Linked DNA regions of Homo sapiens: region 2 is linked to region 1. Evidence: chromatin contacts called from ENCODE Hi-C or POLR2A ChIA-PET data. All regions are on one chromosome and are shown on one strand. The core of a region is the stretch at or near the end of the contact, and the rest is flanking DNA. Distances in the headings are between cores, read along the strand shown. Region 1 overlaps SORL1 (sortilin related receptor 1). Region 2 overlaps SORL1 (sortilin related receptor 1).

Region 1 (7,510 bases), core at 2,522-5,021:
ATGGGATAAAGGTGAATTAGCACATCGTGTGGGCAGGCTGGTTTAGAGTAAACTGCTATGTGAAATGAGCAAGTCTTTGAACTGAATAGGAAAGAGTGGTGTCTGGGAACTGCTTCTGATTTACTCAGAGACATGGAGAAAGAGCTCTTTCTAGGGAATGACCCTGGCCCTGGTGGGATGTGCCAGGTGGGAGTCTCATGGAAAGCACTAGCTAGATGTTGGATGCTTTGGAGGAACTAATGTGCTGAGGAGATGTCAGCCCCGTGGGTCACCTTAGGGAGGGGCATGGGCCCAGTTGGTGGGGGTATTGCCAGGGCATGGATTCTGCACTGAGTGGGGCTATAGGGGACCTGGTGAGCTTCCTGGTAAGCCTTGGCCCAGGGCACTCTGGGAAGAAGGGGAGAAGTGCCCTGGGGAGGGCCAGTGAGGATAAAATGGAAGAAAGTAGACCCTCAGAGAAAGTACTTAGGGTGGGGCAGATTGTTGCAGGGCAGGTCAAGTGGGGGAAAGGAAAGGATGGGCTGGGACTTCTGGTGAAGGAGCATGTGAGGTACAGGAAGACAGGCTTCTGCTTAGAAGTAAAAGATAAAACTCCAGGAATCCGACTCGGGAAAGAAACAGGGCTCATCTAAATGAGAGAAACTCAGGCCTCCCAGATATCTAGAAGAAGCCCATAACCAGTGGGATGACAGGTTTATGATGATAACCCTCAGAGAGGTAGAGCAGAGGTCAGCAGAGAAGGAGGAATCGAGACCTTCAGCTGGTTCCTAAGGAAGCCCCTGAAAAATAACTGAACTAGACCTAAGGAAACCACATGTCAGAGAATTTGGTCTCAACTCCAGCATTTCATTCGGCACTCTGCTCAGTCCCTCAGCCTGAAGCTGCTTTGGTGGGGCTCCTAGTGTTCCTTTTCCTGCCTCAGAGGTTGTTGTTTGGGTCTTTCTGTCTGAGGTGGCAGGGCAGTCATCCAGCTGAAGAGATTGTGTGGAGATGGTTGATGGAGGACAGCGTTTCTCGGCTTTATTGTGTAGCCGGTGGCTTAGAACCCCTGAAGTAAAGGGCAAGCTTCCAGTCTTTTTTCTTTTTCTTTTTTTTTTTTTTTGAGTTGGAGTCTCGCTCTGTCACCAGGCTGGAGTGCAGTGGCACGATCTCAGCTCACTGCAACCTCCGCCTCCCGGGTTCAAGCGATTCTCCTGCCTCAGCCTCCCAAGTAGCTGGGACTACAGGCACGTGCCACCATGCCCAGCTAATTTTTGTATTATTAATAGAGATGGGGTTTCACTATGTTGGCCAGGATGGTCTCGATCTCTTGACCTTGTGATCTGCCCCCTTCAGCCTCCCAAAGTGCTGGGATTACAGGTGTGAGCCACCATGCCCGGCCAAGCTTCCAGTCTTAACAGCCACCTATGAACCCTGGTTACAATTTCTCAGAGATCCGCTCTATTTGTAATGCGTGTATCATTTTAGCGCAAAACCACTTCCCTGTGGCTGTGGCATCAGGGTATCCGCATGGTAGATAAAGCCTGGGAAACCCATATTCTCTCTCTCTTTTTTTTTTTTTGAGACGGAGTCTCGCTCTGTCGCCCAGGCTGGTTGGAGTGCAGTGGCGCGATCTCGGCTCACTGCAAGCTCCGCGTCCCGGGTTCATGCCGTCCATATTCTCTTAAGAATATAACCCCAAGCTTTCTAGAGCCATCCTTGCTATATGTACAGTTTCTTTAGGAAAGAATCGACAGGTTCTGCTGAGCTTCCTGACAGAAAACCCTGTGGGCTTCTATCTGATCAGGGTGTTGGATAATTAGGTTGTAAGTACCTGGAGAGGGGCTGTGTAACCCTGAGCTAGGTTCCTACAGATTGGGTTGAATTTTAAGCCTCAGCACTGTTATTAATGTCTTGCAAGTCTGACTTAATGATTTCTGTTTTTGAAGGCTCACTGGAGGATTTGGAGTCAATTTCGTTAGTGATGTAATAGATGTGACTCTTTCGTCAACTTTTGTATGTTATATTCATCATTCTAAACCCCCTGTTAGGAATTGTTGGTCAGACAAGCCTTTTGACCCTAAAAGTTGAAAAGAAACAAATTTTTTAAAATAGCAGATTATCTGGCTGGACATGGTGGCTCATGCCTGTAATCCCAGCACTTTGGGAGGCCAAGGCAGGTGCATCACTTGAGCTGAGGAGTTCAAGACCAGCCTCGGCAACATGGCGAAACCCCATCTCTACCAAAAAATAAAAAAAATTAGCTGGGCATAGTGGCACACACCTGTAGTCCCAGCTACTTGGGAGGCTGAGGTGTGAGGATCATTGAGGATCATCTGAGTCTGGGAGGTTGAGGCTGCAGTGAGCCATGATTGCACCACTGCACTCCTGCCTGGGCAGCAGTAAGACTGTCTCCAAAAAAAAAGGAATGAAGTTCTAACAATGTGCTATAATGTGGATGAACCTTGAAAGCATTATGCTAAGTGAAAGTAACCAGATACAAAAGACCACATATTGCAGATTCCATTTATATGAAATGTCTAGATAGGCCAATTCATAAACACATGGAGCAGATGAGTGGTTTCCAGGGCTTGGGAAGGGAAGAGGAAATGGAGAGTGACTGCCAGTGGGTATGAGGTTTCCTTTTGGAATGATGAAATGTTCTGGAACTAGATAGTAATGATAGTTGCACAACATTGTGAATGTGCTTAATGCCACAAAATTGTATACTTTTAAATGGTCAAATTTTATGTTATTTACAATAACAAGCAAATACCAATTCAGGTTCATAGCTGTTTATTTTCATATTGTAGGTATTTTGCAAATGAACCATTTGCTGACTTCCACCGAGTGGAAGGATTGCAAGGAGTCTACATTGCTACTCTGATTAATGGTTCTATGAATGAGGAGAACATGAGATCGGTCATCACCTTTGACAAAGGGGGAACCTGGGAGTTTCTTCAGGCTCCAGCCTTCACGGGATATGGAGAGAAAATCAATTGTGAGGTATTGATGCTTTAATCTTCTTTTGCTTTTTAATATAAAGGAAAGAGCCCTGCTCTGTGGTAGTTTCCTATGTCTAGTATTTATTGAAAAAATACAAGATCACATGGTATTCTATTAATATCACATGGAGCAGACTTCTATTTGTGTTGCTACACTTGCAGTTCCCAAACTCTGCTCCAAGGTCTTGCTACCACTTCTGGGCAGAAGCAACTCAGAAAAAAAAAAAAAAAAGTAGTATTCGTTTTTAGTACTACTTGTTTAGTTAGACCATTACTTGGTCTTTTGGATTTTTGAATTTTGTTTGTCCATGGTGGGCTATGTGGACACTCCCCTATATAATGTATCTGTGGCCCTTGGGAAAATTCTTTTGGAGACTCTTACCTTAGAATTTACTTCTTGGTTTTTCTTCTCTATTTGGCAATGGGTCTTGGCTTACCACATCAAATCTAATTTTGGAAAGAGGCAGCCTATAAATGGATATAGACAAATATCTGGGTACTTCCTCTTCCCTCAATAGTGTCTTCTACAGCAGCTTGGTGAGATCCTGGGATAGTTGGGGCTTGGGTGTTTTTGAGCGTGCTGTGGGGGTCAGGCTTTAGTTAAATCGAATTAATGGTATCATTCAAATTCAGCTTTCTGTTTCCCTGACTAATCAGTTTATTTATGAACTGTCGTTCATCAGCTTTAGGTATAGGTTTCTTCTTCTGAGTTTAGGTGGTGGAAGGAATGTATAGGAAATGGGTAAGTCTGATTACCTGAGGTTACAGAAACTCTTCAATGAATAGACTTCCTTGCAGGCAGAGAAGCATGAGTCAGAAAGAGGAGTGAGCAAATAAATATTTCTTTGAGACCCAGCCTAATTTGTTCCAGTTTTCATTGGTCAAACTGAGACTCTAGCAAGACAGATACTTGTTAGAGATCCTTTTATGACAAAAATAAGTAGCAAATAATCCAGCAAACCTTGCTACCATTTTTACCTGACCATAACCACATAAGCACATAGTCCTCCTGTGCAGAACCCTGGCCACATCTGAGTAACATTGAACAAGCTCTTTCTGACCAGGAGAACTGAGTGTGACCATATGGCAAAGGGTGTTGTCCTGATTGCTTGCAGAGCTATGAAAATCTGGACATGAGTGATGGAGGCCAGACTGAATCGCTTGAAGCCTTGCCCTGTATACCTACACCTTTGTGCAAATGTAAAATACATAGGAAAAAATTTAGTGCTAATCCTTTGCTTTTTATATCTCATTGATACTGTACATCAGGGGAGCTTTTCCATGAGACTTATGACTTCTGATTCTTGGTCTTTCTTATGACAGAATTGCTGGAATCATGTTTGAAATATGTCTCTGACTTAGAAAGTGAATATGACAAAATCATTTCATTTCTCTTTAGTTCTGAGTCACTTGAGAGGATCTCTGAGTGATAGGATGAGATGATGACTTTCCCATCTACTTGAGTTGACACTGATTTCTAATTGTTATTCCCTGAGAGTCTCAGAAGGCCTTTTTAAGTTGTAATTGTTCTCTTCTTCCACGGGACATTTATGTGGGTTCAGATGATCCTCTCTGTCTGGGGGGTGTGGGGACAGCTGGGCTGTGAGTCTGGTTTCCCCTGGGCCAGGCCTCCTTGCCCCGTGTCAGCTGCACTCCCCTCACACAGGCCGCAGGGTTTACAGGGAACGCTAGGCATGGTATCATGTGCTGACACTGCCTGAAACTTTGGTTGTATAGCTTTCCCAGGGCTGTTCCCTTCATCTGGCTCAGCGCCTCAGTCAGCTCCTCAACCTCCAGCTCCGGAGAATGCCCATCCTGTCCAAGGAGTCGGCTCCAGGCCTCATCATCGCCACTGGTAAGTGTGCTTGCCTGTTCTCAAAAGGGGTTCAGCTGTCTGGTGATGTGCAGGCCAAATGCAGAGCGATCACCCACACCTCCAGCAGTAACCACGCTTTGTGGTTTGAAAGCATTCTTAGTTGCTAGATACTACGCAGAATTTCTGGCTGGGCAAGGTGATTATCTGACATATTCTTGAAATTAAAAATAATTATTTCTCTTGCATTTTAGGCTCAGTGGGAAAGAACTTGGCTAGCAAGACAAACGTGTACATCTCTAGCAGTGCTGGAGCCAGGTGGCGAGAGGTCAGCCCCCTCCCCCAATCCCGTCCCCTCCACCCTCATTCCCATTTGTGTGAGAATGTAGACTGTGCCTTGGCATTTCAGGGACACAAATGGTCCATGGCAGAGACCAGTAATGCCAGATATGACTATAAAGTAAAGAAAGGTACCTGAAGCCACTGATTTATATCCACAGTTACTTTAAATTAAACACAGACCTTTGCAAATGTGTGAATTTTACTGAACATTCTAAGATTATGAGTTCTATGAGGGCAAAGACAATGTCTGTTTTACTGACTTCTTTATCCTTAGGACCTAAGAGTGCCTGGCATGGAGTGGGGGCTCAGGGCATATATGCTGCATGTATCAGCAAATTATAGCGTAGTGGTATTAGCCCTGAAATGGGCTGCTATTATTATTATTATTTTGTATATTATTGAAGTTGAGATGAAGCCTGTCCTTGCTGGGCTATGTTGTATAGGCACTTTCGTCTCACTCTGTGCTATGGAAGTAGACTCTCTTTTTGCCTTAAGGTTGTATAACTAATATCGATGCTGATTATACCAATTCCTAAGACAGGGCTAGTTCCCTAGTTCCAAAATGCTAATTCATCTTCATCTTTGGGCATTAGAGAATTTCCAAACTTGTAAAAAAAAAAAAAAGTTGTTGCCAGCCTCCCATTGATTAAGGCCAAGGAAGTGCGTTTGGTCTCGTTCTGTAGGGGTTGCTTTCAGGGGTGACCCTCTAGTTATGCCAGGAGCCACCAGGGTAAAACCCAACAGATCACTTGACAGGATGAGCACCTTGTCATCGAGCAGCCCCGCAGGCTGGGCAGCCGGAACAGCACGTCGGGAGTGATGTGGAGTTCTCAGAACAGCTAGCAGACATAGTTCCCATCCACGTGGTGCTTTACTGGGAATGCACCATGCTCACCTTGATATTTGAATAGGTAATATGTAAAGCAGTAATAAAAATACCAACATTCATTTGGCACCTTGCAGTTCACAGAGGCCTGTCACAAGCCTTCTCTCACTGTGGCAGGGCTTCCCATCCCTCCCGAGGAGAGAGATGAGGCTCAGACACTGTGTACTGTATGTGGTGAACGCAAATATGTGTTCAGATGAGGCAGATTGTTAAGGCCATTGTAGTCAGAGTGCAAACAGTTTGAATGGAAATTTTCGGGTTGTCCTTGTGCAGCTCCCAAGGGAAGATTAAGCAGCTGCTTTCCCCTTTCGTGGAGCTGGACGCTCCCTTTGAAATGGGGTATCCTCTTCTCTGCGAATAGGCCTGTGGTTTGTTTGTGCCTTCTGCTGTTGGTGTAATCTGGGATTTGCACATCTGCAAGTGATTTCCTTCTGGGTAGAAAGCAGTGTCTTGTTCCTCCTCCAGTGAAGTGGTATCGTCTGGTGATTACCGGGGCAGCTGTCAGTGCCTCCCTCCACACGTGCCTTGTCCCTGCCAAGAAGCAACCAGTGCATAAGAGACCTTATTTTGGGACATAGCAGAAAACTAACTTGGGGATGAAAAGATTGTGAGTTTATCTGTGTGAGTGGGCATCTGAGTCCCCATGGGCAGCCTTCACTTTAGAGGGACAATCTGGGCTGTGTGCAGGAGCAGGTGGTGGCAGAGGAAGAGGCTGTAGTGGACAGAATGTTGCCTGGAGCACTGATGACTGTAATTGTGGTTTTCTTTTTCCTCCTAATTAGTTGTGCAAATTCTCTGATCCTCAGAATTCCTTTTTTTGTGCTTTTTTCTCTTTTTAAATAATTTTTATTTCTTTTATTTTTAGCTTTTTTCTTTATCAACTTTATTGAAGCAGATGAAGGCACAGTACACTGCACATATTTAAAGTGTACAGTTTGATCAGAATTAATTATGGTCACCACAATTAAGATAACAAACATTTCCATCTGCAAATTCTCTGATCCTCAGAATTCCGTTTTTGTGCTTTTTTTCTTTTTAAAATAATTTTTATTTCTTTTATTTTTAGCTTTTTTCTGTAACAAATTTATTGAAGCAGATAAGGGGACAGTACACTGCACATATTTAAAGTGTACAGTTTGATCAGAATTAATTATGGTCGCCACAATTAAGATAACAAACATTTCCATCACCCTCCCCGAGGTATCTTTGTGCCCCTCGGTAATCCATCCCACTCTCCAGTCTTGTCCTTGTCTGCTTCTGTTATTCATTGGCATTTTCTAGAATAGGTTATTCATTGGCATTTTCTAGAATTTTGATAAGTGGACTCACACAGTATATACTCTTTTTGCCTGGCTTCTGTCACACATCACGATGATTTTGGGTTTCATCCAAGTTGCTTTGTGTATCAATTGTTCATTCCTTTGCTAGTTGTATCCCATTGTAGGGATATATCATAATTTATTTATTCATTCATCTGTTGATAAA
Region 2 (7,510 bases), core at 1,435-3,934, 48 kb after region 1:
CTCTCCTCACCCATCCCTCACATCCAGGTTTCTTACCTGCTCCTGTTTTGCATAAGTTGGACCAACCTGATTGGGAAAAATAACCAGTGTGACTCCTTCCGCGTTTACTCTCACCTAACGGTTGTCCATCCTCTCACCGTAGCCTAGCCCAGTGTGTCCTGAACTTTCAGACCAATGTTTGCAAAGCACTTTGAGTCTAGACCTTATGCCATGACCAAGCAGCAAGAGCAGCCTTACACCCACTCCCCCTCTGAATTTGAATATAGAGATTTAACATTTCTTTCCTCCGAAATTTAAAAAGTTTTTCCTTCCTGTGTAATTTTTACTGTCACCACTTCCCCCGCCTCCAGCATCACGTTTCTGTGAGTGAGGTGAACCCCTGCAAGGGCACCTTGCCATGAAGTGCATGGATTGATGGCCAGAATTTCTGCTTTTCCTTATCTGTGATTCTATTTGCCTTTTTTTTTATATATATTTTAAAGAGACAAGAAAGAGACAGGGTCTTGCTGTATTGCCCAGGCTGGCACATTCACGGCTCACTGCAGCTTCAACTCAAACTCCTGGGCTCAAGGGATCCTCCTGTCTCAGCTTCCCATGAAGCTAGGACTACAGGCACGAGCCCAGCTAATTTCTTTTATAGGGACGAGGTCTCACTTTGTTGCCCAGTCTGGTCTTGAACATCTGGGCTCAAGGGATCCTCCCTCCTCTGCCTCCCAAGGAGCTGGGATCACAGGCATGAGCCACTGTGCCTACTCTATTTGCTTTGTAATCCTAACCCTGCTTCTCACAGCGGCCCAAGTCCAAGGCAGTGAAACACACAATACAAGCCTTTTAGTCAATCTTCCTTAAGAAATATAAACAGAAAAAAGATGAGCCTTTCTTTCTTAGAAACAAGAGACTTTCTTTCAGGCTATGGATACAATCTTAAAACTGTTTGGAAAGAAATAGAATCAACACTAAATTCCAAGAGAAGGGGAAGAAAGCTACTCCATATTTCCCATTAGAATGCCTTTGATTATCCAAATATGAGACCAATCATCGCATGTCCTTGATGCAGTTTGCCAAACTATACATTTTTTTTCTGTAAGGAATTTTAATTGCTTGCTTTAAAGTAGTCATGGGGCAGAAAAATTTCTCAGAGTATTGAGAAAATCTTCATAACTCATTTGCTTGATAGATAGAATATATATGGATATATATAACTATGTATATAAAAACATACCTATAGATATATTGAATCTGTATGTTTTAATTCTGTGTAGACACAGTCCATTAAGGAGTTCTGTGTGTAATTAGTATTTTATAATGTTGATGTACTGTATTCACTACCCAATAGACTCAACTGGTATTGTGGTTATCCTTCTTAAAGCATTGTATCTGCTTCTAAATATTTCTTCCAGCCTCCTCCTCTCTTTTGATTTTAACTAAAAGAGGAAAGCAAGAGGCTAGTATGGGACATTTCCTTCCCTGTAGACACGTGTGCTTGGCATTCCTCCTCCCCCTTTACCATCATGTTACTTGTTGTGGGAAGTCCGGGACCCCGAACGGAGGGACCAGCTGAAGCCATGGCAGAAGAACGTGGATTGTGAAGATTTTATGGACATTTATTAGTTCCCCAAATTAATACTTTTATAATTTCTTATGCCTGTCTTTACTGCAGTCTCTGAACATAAATTGTGAAGATTTCACGGACACTTATCACTTCCCCAATCAATACCCTTGTGATTTCCTATGCCTGTCTTTACTTTAATCTCTTAATCCCGTCATCTTCGTAAGCTGAGGAGGATGTATGTCGCCTCAGGACCCTGTGATGATTGCATTAACTGCACAAATTGTAGAGCATGTGTGTTTGAACAATATGAAATCTGGGCACCTTGAAAAAAGAACAGGATAACAGCAATGTTCAGGGAACAAGACAGATAACCTTAAACTCTGACTGCCGGTGAGCCGGGCGGAACAGAGCCACATTTCTCTTCTTTCAAAAGGAAATGGGAGAAATATCGCTGAATTCTTTTTCCCAGCAAGGAACATCCCTGAGAAAGAGAATGCGTCCCTGAGGGTAGGCTTCTAAAATGGCCGCTTCGAGGGGCGGCCATCTTTTATGGTCGAAGCTGTAGGGATGAAATAAACCCCAGTCTCCTGTAGTGCTCCTAGGCTTATTAGGATGAGGAAATTCCTGCCTAATAAATTTTGGTCAGACTGGTTGTCTGCTCTCAAACTCTGTCTCCTGATAAGATGTTATCAGTGACAATGCGTGCCCAAAACTTCATTAGCAATTTTAATTTCGCCCCGTCCTGTGGTCCTGTGATCTTGCCCTGCCTCCATTTGCCTTGTGATATTCTATTACCTTGTGAAGCACATGATCTCTGTGACCCACACCTTATTCGTACACTCCCTCCCCTTTTGAAATCACTAATAAAAACTTGGTGGTTTTACGGCTCAGGGGGCATCACGGAACCTGCCGACATGTGATGTCTCCCCAGACACCCAGCTTTAAAATTTCTCTCTTTTTTTACGCTGTCCCTTTATTTCTCAGACCGGCCGACACTTAGGGAAAATAGAAAAGAACCTATGTGAAATATCGGGGGTGAATTTCACCCGATATCTGGCTGAATTTCCCCCGATAGTTACTAAAGGGAGGGAAACTCAAAAGAGAAAGACCTGTGGTCCAGCAGTAAGAATAATATTGGTTTCATTTCCTCCCCTGCCGCACTCTGATGGGTAGAGAACACCTGTCTTCGCAACCAGTATCGCTGCAGCAACGGGAACTGTATCAACAGCATTTGGTGGTGTGACTTTGACAACGACTGTGGAGACATGAGCGATGAGAGAAACTGCCGTGAGTCTTCTGGATTGGACGTTAAGCACTTACCATTACTCAGAAGCCTGGTTGGCTCTTCCCAGGCTGAGGGCCTAAGGTCTAGGGCGAGGGCCACCCATGATTGGTGATGCCCATCTAAGTTGATGGGGCTTAGATGACAGAGAAAACATATTTCCATACACAGGTAGATATTAGATATATAGGATTAATATTATATACATAATATTTTTTTAACCACCCCAGAAGTACCACTCGTTACAAGAGATTTATAAATAAACGTCACATGGCTGAAACTGAATTGATTTGGCAATCTGGGCTCTAATCTTGGCTGTGGCTCTGTAATAAAGCTGGTGACTTGGGGCGAGTAAACAGGTGATATTCTTTGATTTGGAAATTCAATATTCAGCCTTTTTAGGGATGGGAAATGAGTATTTACTCCAGTTGGTTGATGTTGGCTACCTACCAGGCTCAAGAGAGATTGTTTTCATTGGTTAGTAATGCATAGCTTGGCCTACAGTGTGGGGCCATTGGTGTACATGCCATGTAAGTGTCATCTTTAGGCTGTATAATTTTTAAGATCTGACTTCTAAAGTATAAGACTGTGGTTAGCAGAAGTTAAAACCAAACAACCACAAATAACAGATAGTTTATTAACCATGAATTTTCACTATCTTTTCTTCACTTAATTTTTAATAGCTTCGACATTATCTTATAAGGAGATGATTTGCCCTTTTGTCAGTCATGCACTCACTCAACAAGCAGTTGCTATACACCCTGTGTTCCAGGCTCTGTGCTGGGCCTGCATATATATTGCCGATCAAGGCAGAAACGGAGTTCACAGTCTGAAGTAGGAGTCAGAAAAATAGGCAGTTACAGTAGAGTGACGGGCACTGCGATGCGGAAGTGTCATATGCATGTAGGATGGGCACCCAAAGCAAACTTGGGCAGGCCCTAGCAAAGAGCTCTGGAGAGTGTCTGGGGTGAACCAAGCAGAGGTGGAGGGAATCAATTCACAGGCAAGGGAGCAGCATGTGGGGAAGCTGGCATGGCCAGGAAACTGGTTTGAGTTATGGAGAATGGGCATGGGCACAGGGGCCAAGGTGAAGTTAGATGAGTGGGCAGCGCCCAGGACAGCAAGGGCTTTGTGGACTTTATCGGAGAAGCAGTTGGGAACCACTGATGTCATGTGATGAAAGTTCATCTTTGGAAGGATAAGTAGTGGGCAGAATGCGTTTGATGGAGAGAGACCAGAAGCAGGAACCAAGTCAGAGGCTTCTCTTTTATATATTTTACCTTTGGCAACCCAGGGGCTCATTTACCCATTTGTACTGTAAGAACAGATTAATGGGAAGCTCTAGATACTCATTTAGCCAGTCATCCGTGGGGCCTGTGCCCGGCTCCCCTGCCACTTCACCCAGAAAGCAACTTGTGAAATATCCAGCTCATTAAACACATCTGGGCCCTGCAATCCTATAGACTCCCCCTTTTGGCTGATAGAGGGTTATTTACAAAGCCTTTCCTTAATCGTTTTCCCTTGGATTCAGAGGGTGCCTTTCACACCGAGGGAGTAGAGCTTATTTGCTGAATGGCAGATTTGGGAAAGCACTAGCCTCTCTGTGTCTTTTCTGCAAAAAATAAGGCCTATAAAGCCTCCTTTATCAGAGTTGCAGGAAGGTGTGATATTTGTGGGGGAATAGCCAAAGCTCTTTAAAAACATTAATGCTTATTAACAGCATTGAAGCAGATAATGGAAAGGAGTTTATTACATATCTGGGTGGGATAGAAGATGCTTCTTAGAATTAACAAGTTACAAGGAAATTGCCCAGACATAATTAGGCACAGTGGAAGCAGGGAGATACAAACCAGATGACCTCATATCCAAGAGTGAGGGACACAGGTGGCAGAGCATTCCTCCTTGTGCCCTTGGGCTTGGTTTCTACTAAATGGACAAGCTGAATCTTGTATTGGCTCCGAGTTTTGAGAGGAATGAAGACCTGCATCTTTTGGGAGGCACCTGCTGCCTCCAATGGCTTCCTCCCACCCAGCCCCTGAGCTCTGTTGCAGACTGCACAGTTGTGCATGAAGGATGGAGCTGGCCCTGCCCTCCTCCCAGCTTGGCGTGAATGTCAGCTGGGATTCACTTTCCAGAGACCCCGAGACCTACTTTCTGCTCCGTCGTCTCCCTGTTTCACCTGGCTCAGGTCTACACATGTCAGATGGAGCTGAGGCGTGGAGAGGAGGAACCAGAAGGATTTAAAACTCAGAGACTGGGAGTCAAGAGAGAGGGGCTTATCTGTGCCTGCATGTGTGTCTCCCTCATCAAGGAGGTTGCGTGTGGAGGAGAGAGGTTCCCTGTTTCTAAGCAGGGCTGCAGGAGCTGGACCGCAGTGACTGAGTACTGCCATGTGGGGAGTTAAGTGAGGCACCCTGCCAGCTGCCAGGGAGCAGTGGAGGAGGGGGGACACCGGGATGCAGGAGGGTGTTGTCAGTGGGTTTCCCTCCCTCTTACACAGATTCCTCTAGCTGGGTGACTGTCAGGCACTCAGGGTTTTGACGCGAATCCCTGCAGTCTTGTCATTTTGCATTCATCCCCTGCCTCCCACCACGAGCTCAATTACAGAGAAGAAATGGAGCCTCAAATAAGAGCTGCCAGGATGTCTAACGGCAGCATTGCTATTTGGCATTTCGTGCACGACAACCCCTCCCCCGTGCCAGCATTCTGTTCTGCCACATTTTACCTCCTGGGTCAGCCTTTCACTCTCCTGAGAGCAGCCTGCCTTCCCCTCGCCTTTCCTGGAGGGTGTTTCACGGGGTGCCAGGGATTGTGCTTAAGCACAGGAAATATCTACTTAGGAGAGGAAGAAAAATCTAATTCTGTATCCATTCTAATGCCAGAAGGACATGAGGAATGATGAGGAAGAGAAGTGACATTTGTTTAGAGCCCATTATATTTACATCCTATTTAATAGGCTCTGGTTCCAAACTTGTTCCCTGGTTTATCTTCATAATAATGCTACCAAGTAAAGGCAGGTTAAGTAAGTTGTAGGTTGCAGACTCAATTCAAATCTAGTCTTTCTGGCTGGGCGTGGTGGCTCATGCCTGTAATCCTAGCACTTTGGGAGGCTGAGGCAGGCAGATCACTTGAGGCCAGGAGTTCAAGACCATCCTGGCCAACATGGCAAAACCCCATCTGTACTAAAAATACAAAAATTAACTGGGGCTGGTGGTGGGTGCCTGTAATCCCAGCTACTCAGGAGGCTGAGGCTGGAGAAATCGCTTGAACCTGGGAGGCGGAGGTTGCAGTGAGCCGAGATTGCGCCACTGCACTCCAGCCTGGGCAACAGAGCGAGACTCCATCTCAAAAAACAGAAAAACAAATCTAGTCTCTCTGACTGTGATCTCAAGCACTAGGACACATTATCTTACCCAGTTTTACTGTTGAGAAAACAGCCGTAGGGAGATTAAAATTAATTTCCCCAGGAAGAGGTAGAGCCACGATTTGGTACCCAGTCTTGACTGACTGCAGACAGAGCCTATGTTCCTACTGTAGAATTCTACCTCCATGCTGCCTTTACCATCTGTACAATGAAGTGCTAACTTCTTGTGTGAAATTGAGCTTCTCTAATCGTAGTTTCATAGATAAAGGTATTTCTGTCACTTATTTAGGAAGACACTTTTCGCGTCTGAAGGGATCTTAGGAGGTCACCTAGCCTGTCACTCTCTCTCGCCAACAGATGACAGTTTCTCACTTTTCCCCGTCCTGTTCCGATCTGGAAGCTGTCCACAGAAAGATATGCCCTTATCTCTCTTGGTTGTAAATTTCAAGCTCTCATGTAATTTATGTCTTCTGTAAGTCTAGGTTTAATTTCTGTTGCTACAATTAATACCTGCTTTCTTCTATTTTTTAATTGGTTTTCCAGTAGGATGTTTACATTTGTGGGAAATCAATTGTACCTAAGGAATATGTTGTCTTTCTATCCCATTTTAGCTACCACCATCTGTGACCTGGACACCCAGTTTCGTTGCCAGGAGTCTGGGACTTGTATCCCACTGTCCTATAAATGTGACCTTGAGGATGACTGTGGAGACAACAGTGATGAAAGTCATTGTGGTAAGGGGACATCACATCCTGAAACCCTGCTCTGGAGAGGGGGGTCATTGTGCTCCCTCACAGGGCTGTACTGGTATGTACTGGTTTTCTGATAGCCGTCTCAGGATTTATGATATTCTAGCTGAATGGCTTTCTCCATCCACATGGTGGGGTTGAGTCATTTCTCTGTCCATTCTTAAAGAGTTTGTTTGCTGCTTTTCACGAGGATTCAGTTCGCTGGAGACACTTGCGAACTGGGACCCTAGATTCCCATTAACTCTGGATGGGACCCTAGATTCCCATTAACTCTGGATCAAGTGTCTCCAGCAGAACTGAATCCTCATGATTCATGGTCAGAAAAGATGGAGCCTGGACTCAGCTCCTGTCACTTACTCTTAGATTAGCCTTTGTTTTCTAGTCTGAAAAATGGGGAAATGGACCCTGCTTTGCCTTGGAGAGATGCTATAAGGATGAAAGGTGATGGTAAGGAAGTAAATTTCTGAATGAATTCAGGGGGTTATTAACAGCTCTACAGGCTTGGCCCACATGTCTCAGTGGGTGTGAGATTAGCCTGCTGAAGACACAAATCTGCACCTCTG

The links. A loop is a pair of places that touch in the nucleus more often than their neighbours do. ChIA-PET counts read pairs that join two places held with the same protein, here RNA polymerase II (POLR2A). Pooled maps may share reads with other maps.
Region 2: a loop to region 1 is called in a map with no recorded cell type, with 6 times the contacts of the local background. The contact joins two enhancer-like sites. A Hi-C loop is called at or near these places in 2 of 168 maps with a recorded cell type or tissue (OCI-LY7 and mammary epithelial cell), 22 of 37 single-sample maps with no recorded cell type and 10 of 50 pooled maps. POLR2A ChIA-PET finds 5 or more read pairs at or near these places in 4 of 52 experiments (H1, MCF 10A, activated CD4-positive, alpha-beta T cell and 1 more).

What each region holds. Positions count from the first base shown.
Region 1 is chr11:121,517,865-121,525,374 of GRCh38, forward strand. It overlaps SORL1 (sortilin related receptor 1), which reads left to right. Exons shown (of 48, transcript NM_003105.6): 9 at 2,793-2,985; 10 at 4,722-4,839; 11 at 5,052-5,125. Among named protein-coding and RNA genes, the nearest start is that of SORL1-AS1, 69 kb to the left of the region's middle. Within about 2 kb of position 3,772, at least 3 of the 41 ENCODE cell types and tissues checked have a DNase peak (open chromatin) inside an H3K27ac peak, as active enhancers do.
Region 2 is chr11:121,567,432-121,574,941 of GRCh38, forward strand. It overlaps SORL1 (sortilin related receptor 1), which reads left to right. Exons shown (of 48, transcript NM_003105.6): 23 at 2,726-2,839; 24 at 6,810-6,932. Among named protein-coding and RNA genes, the nearest start is that of SORL1-AS1, 120 kb to the left of the region's middle. RefSeq lists enhancers at 2,523-2,572, 2,683-2,852, 3,313-3,814, 3,815-4,314. Within about 2 kb of position 2,685, at least 3 of the 41 ENCODE cell types and tissues checked have a DNase peak (open chromatin) inside an H3K27ac peak, as active enhancers do.